Linked DNA regions of Mus musculus: region 2 is linked to region 1. The links are chromatin contacts, found by Hi-C or POLR2A ChIA-PET in ENCODE. All regions are on one chromosome and are shown on one strand. The core of a region is the stretch at or near the end of the contact, and the rest is flanking DNA. Distances in the headings are between cores, read along the strand shown. Region 1 overlaps Nudcd3 (NudC domain containing 3). Region 2 overlaps Nudcd3 (NudC domain containing 3).

The links. Hi-C counts contacts between places; a loop is a spot of excess contacts on that map. ChIA-PET counts read pairs that join two places held with the same protein, here RNA polymerase II (POLR2A).
Region 2: a loop to region 1 is called in a map of left cerebral cortex, with 8 times the contacts of the local background. The contact joins two enhancer-like sites. A Hi-C loop is called at or near these places in 6 of 37 maps with a recorded cell type or tissue (CH12.LX, T-helper 2 cell, left cerebral cortex and 1 more). POLR2A ChIA-PET finds 5 or more read pairs at or near these places in 3 of 5 experiments (all embryonic stem cell).

Annotation. Positions count from the first base shown.
Region 1 is chr11:6,117,384-6,120,779 of GRCm38, reverse strand. All of the region lies in intron 4 of Nudcd3 (NudC domain containing 3), which reads left to right. Among named protein-coding and RNA genes, the nearest start is that of Gm46269, 30 kb to the right of the region's middle. Within about 2 kb of position 1,355, at least 1 of the 3 ENCODE cell types and tissues checked has a DNase peak (open chromatin) inside an H3K27ac peak, as active enhancers do.
Region 2 is chr11:6,153,082-6,156,522 of GRCm38, reverse strand. All of the region lies in intron 2 of Nudcd3 (NudC domain containing 3), which reads left to right. Among named protein-coding and RNA genes, the nearest start is that of Nudcd3, 46 kb to the left of the region's middle. Within about 2 kb of position 1,965, at least 1 of the 3 ENCODE cell types and tissues checked has a DNase peak (open chromatin) inside an H3K27ac peak, as active enhancers do.

The sequences.
Region 1 (3,396 bases), core at 106-2,605:
TACTTTTCCTGACTCTCCGTTCGGTTCCAGAAGCGAGGCACTGAGCTTGTGCATTGGCCTCGTTTTTTCCTCCCTGTGGAGAGCTGGCAAGCTGACTGCCCTCTGCATTGCGTGGGTAGCTGTAGGCAGGCGGCATGCTCTGCTTCAGGGACTATTGGACATGGCTGTGTTGCAAAGGTAGTTGGATCTGCCTGAGCAGTGAATGCCATTCCACGCATCTTCATGTACTGACATCTCACACACAAACTACTTAGCATTGTTCAGATAGCACTAGAATATTTTCTGAAGAAACAGATGTTGGAATTCCGGCTTTAAAGCTTACTTCACTGTATTTATTTATGTGGTTTTGTTTTTTCTTTTTTTTCTTTTTAGCCCTGTGAGTATTTTTATATAAGCTGTACCTCCCTGACTGTATTGAGATGATTTCCTGAAGTTATTTCTCAAAAAGTGGAACCCCAGGATAATTGCTCTGTGGCTGTCCCCGAAGGGCGCATCATTTCTAAGTGGCACTAGTGCTGCGTCAGCAGCGACACCCCTTGTCTCCCAGGACTACTTAATGTTCCTTGCCAGTTTGTCTGGGCATCTCCAGTTTTCTTTTAAGGATGAAAGGGTCCGTTGTTGGCCTTCTCTGAGTTGCAAGCCACTTTTCCTGATGTGACAACATTTCCTGGCCTATGAAGATGTCCTTGCAGGTCACTTACTGATCATGTTCATTAATCCAGAATGGAAACTACAAATTAAATTATTTTAGCATTTTGGCAAGCGCCCCAAACCTTGGTTTTATACATACTGGAATGTGAGCCCTTATACCTGTAGTGTAATGCTATCTCCAGGCTGAGGCTTGGAGATCACGCAGAAGGCAGTGACCTAAGACTGCTTGTTCCAAATGAAAGCAGGACTATGCTGAACAGTGGATGGGCCCTCAGCACCTCCTCCTGTATAGTAGGAAGAAAGTGGCACATAGCTTTGTATCATTGTGTTGTCCCCACTCTGCAAGTATAGCTGTATTCTGCCTCCCTGGGTGAGATCCATGGCTGTATCCTGTCTGACCTATGCAGCGTCTTAGTTTTTGTTTTAATTTCTTAAGCTCAGAAAGGCAGTTGATGACATTGAAAATCAGGAGACTGCTTATATCGAGCTGGCTTGCAGCATACCCATAGGAGTCAGGCTGCCCACATCTCTCCACAGTGGGTGTCGAGCTGAGCAGGTGCCCCCGCCATGCTGTCATCTCACCCCATTATCTGCCCTTGTTCCAAGGTGCCTTCCTGGAAGGAACGTCCCACAACATTCCCGTTGGCCCAAACTCAATCCCACGGGCAGCTGCGAGGAGTAAAGCCATCCTCACTGGGCACAGTGCTTCCCTGAATAGAAATGAGGTTCCGTTACTAAGGAAGGAAAGGGATAGAAATGCTGGTGAGTCATCGGCACAGATCGGGGGATGCTGAGGTAAGTTTATTCACACCGAGGGTGAAGTTTTTCTGCGAGGACATTTTGGGAGCACTGTTCAGTCAGTGACAATCTGGGGTCCCTCTGGGAAATTATTGTGTTCTGGGACCAGGCAGGTAAAGGAGGACCTGGAAAATGAGAGTGCATCCAGGAAATGGTGAGGTCACAGTGACCTTGGAAAGGGCCACCTCATTTTGCCCCAACGGTTCAGAGTGACTTTCTAAGCCACTGAGAAAGGTGGTGGCCAGGAGGCAGCAAGCAGTTTCCTTGAACAGAAGGTGCTGTCTTTAGCAGTGCCCATGCCCTGTCAGTAAGGAGAGGTCAGTGGGAGATGGGACCTCACAGGGTCCTAAGAGCTTGATGCTTATGTGTTAATGTGACAGTGTGGGAAGGCCTGGAATGAGAGGGAATGTTCTTGCAAGATACCTGCAGGTGGGCCACATACACACCTGGGTTCCTCAGGAGACACTAGACAGGGTCCTTAGCGAAGTAGAGAGGACCAGGGAAGCAGGCCAGGCTGCTACTTGAGAAGACTTACTTAGTCTTAGAAAGTAAGTCAGGGTACAGGGCCAACACAGTGGTCCTTACTCTTAAATGATTCAGAAAAAAGCATTATTTATTATGTTTTATGCAAACACATACAGAGTAGGACAGTTGCTAAATGCCTGTGTGGCTCTCTGTACTTTCAGCAATGTGTAAATTTGAAGTTTTTTGCAAATAAGAAATGAGTAGTGTTACAAACATACAAGGAAACTCAGCATCACTAGGGAAATAAAGTCAAAATTACAGTGAGATGCCTTGTATACCTGTGAGAGTGGCTGCCAAGAAGCCCATAGTGCTCAATTTGGAGGAGCTGTGGGACCCTGAACGCCTCACTGCTACTATGAGTGCCAGGTGGTGGACATAGCCAGTGTGCCCACATTGCAGCCCTAATGACCTGCTCTGTGCTCCCAAGAGGAGGAAACGCACACATCTTTACAACAGCTTCCTACCCAACCACCAAACCCTAGGAACACCTACACGGCCATGGACAGATAGTGATCACCTACATCATGGGATAGTCTTGCCAAGCATCATAGCCCACAGGATCCAGAAAGGAAGCGTGTATACAAGCCCACAAGCTGTGGTGTTCAGGGGAAGACATCCTGGACCTGGACAAGCTGGATGGCAAGATGAGCAATGCAAAATGAAGTGGAGGGAAGGCCTGGGTGTGGGTGGGTTGTAGTGGAGGCTGGAGGAGACTAAATTGCAACAGGGTGAGTTTTACTGTGTGCAAACTACACCTCCTCAAGTCTGACTTGTTACAAAGTAACAAAATGTTAAAACAAAAACAGCTAATTTAAGCAAACCATGGGACTACTTTTGCCAGGGTGTGGTCTTTAGCCAGGAACCCTTGAAATCTCTTCCATGAGCATTTTTCCTCTGTTCTCACACAACTCAGATTCTGTCTTCAGTATCAAGAATACCCTACCCTACCCTCGGAGACCTGAGTGTATTCTAACCACTTTAAGTAGTTTATTTGGAAGATTAAGTGCCCAAAGTGTCTTACCTGAGTTCCCTAGGGGTATTACTCCAAGGAAGTCAGTGATGCTCAGAAGAACGTGTCAGCTAAGACTTCTGGGACATGAAGGTATTTAAAAAGTCAAGGCTAGGTCCTGGCTGTGAGGGTAAGGAGCCAGACAGCACAGCACATGAAATGCTTCAAGGAAGCTTTGTGGCAAACAAAGGAGGCCAGGCCAAGGTAGGGGAAGATACTCATGAGCCGTCACTAACACTGCAGCCTCACTTAACCCTTGACTGCCCACTCAGAATAGTCACAGAAGCTTTGGAAATGACAGAACCTTTGGTATGGTCTCCTGCCCCAGATTCAAGAGCATCCTGAACCTTAGGGCAGAGGTCACTGAGAAAAATACTGAACCATGTATACTTGTGTATAGCCAGGCAAAAGAA
Region 2 (3,441 bases), core at 716-3,215, 35 kb before region 1:
ACTCTATTGGGAACTCCAGGTGGCTGCCTTTAATTTCTGCTAGGTGTCTGAGTTCCCAGCTAATTTCTGCTGAGTGTTTGAGAATCTGATTTGATGGTGTTTTTCTGTTTTGTCTACCTACCTACCTACCTATCTATCTATCCATTTCTTTCACTTTTCCTTTACTTGGACTTGCTGTAAACTTAATAAATACATTATCCAAACCTAAACTATTCCTATTGCTAAGAATAGTCCATTTTCTGAAACATCTGAAAAGGAGCCCAGAACAGACTCTTCTTCCTTTGTAAAATGTGTTTTTATTTTATGTGTGTGTGCGTTTTGCCTGCAAGTGTGTCTGCTACTGGCATGCCTGATGCCTGTGGAGGTAAAAGAAGTTGTCAGATTCTTTGGACCTAGAGTGATGGATAGTTTTGGGTGCTGGGAATTGAATGCAGGTCCTCTAGAAGGGAAGGGCACAACGCAGGGTTAGAGCCTGGCAGGCCGAGAGTGTGAAGCTCCAGAACAGGACAGTGAATGAGCCATTTTTCTAACCATGGCTGTTTTATAAAGGGTCAGCAATAAAGAATCCAGAAGAAAAGTGACTGCATCTCCACCAGTTGGGAAGGACTTAGGTAAATCCTAGGTTGAAACTGAGCACTGCCAGGGAGGAGCTGACAAGAGAAGGAAGGATCCTTTATAGAAGGAGAATGGGAAATGAGGACTCTAATAACTAACTGAATATCTTTAATACCTCGCTGAAGTCACAGCTCAGAAAGATGTTGAGGAAAGAGAGGGGGGTGGGGAACAAAGTTGTAGAGAATGGCTACCTTCTGCTTAATACCTGTGGCATGTCCATCCACAGATGTGCCCCACATATGCACATAAGTATTGTGTGTGTGTGCATACACTTTGTCTCAGCCTATTCAGGCTGGTATAACAAAATGCCATAGACTGGTTGGTTTATAACAAGAATCTGTTTCTGAGTTTCAGATGCTAGAAGTTTACTGTCCAGTCATTGGTAGGTTCAGTGTTTGATGTGCATGCTCCTCACACACAATTTTTTCTATGTCTTCACATGGTGAAAAAGTAAAGGGTCCCTTTAAGGGCCTTTTAATAAGGACATTAGTCATCTCATCACATCCCTTTCACCAGCCTTTCTAAACCCCTCTTTCTGAAGCTGTCATGGTGACTGGACACATGAAGTTTGGAAGGACATAGATTTTTCAGACCATAGCACATACATGTTCTCTCTTCTGATGACCAAATGGACAGTACAGCCATAGGAGTGTGGTGAGGTCTGATTCATCATATCTGGGTTGACTGAGACTGGCAAGGATGGTGGACATTGTCACCCAAGCATAGGGTCAGTGAACTTTGATCACATTATGCAGGATCACGGTAATTGTTTATAGGGTGGACAGTATTAATCTCAAGAGGAGCAAAGAATGGCTCTGCCTACTTAGGGAGAGGGATGGCCTAGCAGCTCCGAGCTCCACTTCTGCTCTGTTGTGACCTTGGGAAGCCAGTCCCCCAGCTCCCTCCCATCATGTAGCAAATGCCTCCAGTATTCATCCTTTCTTGGGAAAGAAATGAGGGCAGTGCATATAACCCATTGAGTTTGGGATCCTATCTTGCACAGAAACCCCTGGGTTAAGGGTTTAGTCTCCTTTACTTACTTACTAGTAGAATATGTTCTACGAGCTGCTCTAAACCCCAGCTTGTCTGAACCTTTGTCTGTTTGTCTGTTTGTTTCTAGACAAACTGGAGGAGAAGCTTGAGGTTAGTTCAGTGACAGCTCAGCCCCTAGCATTGGAAAGCGGCAAACAGAAGGACAGAGGTCCTTTTGGTTTAAGAGATGGCTTCAAGCTGACAAAGTAGGTTGGGCTCCTGGCCAGGCTTGCTCCTATTCCCTGAGACAGTGATAGTTCCTCGTGACATTACCAGCCACACTCATTCACTGCAGGTGGTTCTAGTTTCCTGGCTTGCCCCACTTTGTGGTGCCTAGGCCTGTGGGAACTGTTTAGCAGTCAAAACTGTTGTGTCTACAAGGAGAGTTAGAGCTTGTGGTCCACAATGCCCAGCAGGATTCGGAGGCTGTGTTCTCTCTTTGTCAAGAGCTTTCTTGTCCCGTGCTCATCAGGAACAGAGTGGGAGCTCAGTGAGACTTGCTTGCTGACTCACTGGCTCACTCCCACCCTGATGCTGGAGCTCTGCTGCTCATCCCCCCCACCCCCCACCTCCTGCTGCAGGCCCACAGCTGCAGGGGTGGCCTTGGATTTGCTGGGTGGGGCTCAGAGCCACCTGCACTTGACAGGACACATTTTTACATACTGTTGGCTGGAAATAATCAACTTTATTTAAAGAGAATGTGGATTCAGAGTGCTATAAAAAGCAACCAGCAACCTGCTAGGGCTGTTTTAGGAGCAATTTTCCTGCCTGCTGAGAGGCCCATGCTAGGGGACTTGGGGGTCTATGCTGGAAGGACATAGTAGAAAGATAGACTAGCAGGTCCCAGGCAATAAATAGCCCCTAATGGGCATGCAGAGCTCGAGAACCTGGTAAGGGGTCAGGCAGAGAGACTTGCAGCCTTTGTCCTGAGGAATTGAGTTCATATGCCATACTGATCTTTGCATGAGGAGCCGATATGTATGTAAGAGCCGCTATCCAAGGCCTTTTTCCTATTACAGGCTTCTTTGTTCTTAGTCTCTGATCTCTTAGTCAAGTGCTAGGGCTATTTTGGTTTTAATTTCATGTGGGAAGGTATGTATATTTTCATATTCTTTTAAAAATATTTATTTTATGTGCACTAGTGTTTTGCCTTTGTAAAGGCACCATGTACTGCAGTGGTCAGAAGAGCAAGTTGGATTCCATAGAACTGGAGTCACAGGTGGCTATGAACCACGATATGGTACCAGCTCTCTCTTGTCTTCATAGTTTTGTCTATTTTAACATGGTAATATTGATAGGGTTCTCAGTGGAGAGGGATCTCTTTCTCCCTACTTACCAACTGTAGAGGTAGCCACTGTTACCCTGTTGTTGTTGCTGTTTTAATTTTCATAGATACCACTCCATATTCATGTGTGCCCATGACCAGTGTGAGCCTTGTACTACCAATGGGTTTCCCATGGGAGGGCCCAGTGGAAGATTGGTGGCTGGCCGGCCTGCACCGTTGGCTGCACTTGTTTCTTTGTACTCCATTTCAGGGCACTTTAGGGACTGGAACCCCGGGGCCACAGGTACATTGTCACTCCTGTCTGTGTTTGTATAAGTAGTTGCTATTCTCTTGGCTGAAATGTTTGCATATTGTAGGGAATTTGGATATTACCTAAGGAAGCAAAGAGGTCAGATCCTCTCTTACCACAAAAATCAAACCTGCTTATGCATGTATGCTCATTTCCTCTTCATAAAAACCGAGGCAATACCATATATAGAAGTTATATATCCCTTTCAACCTCTTCGGTT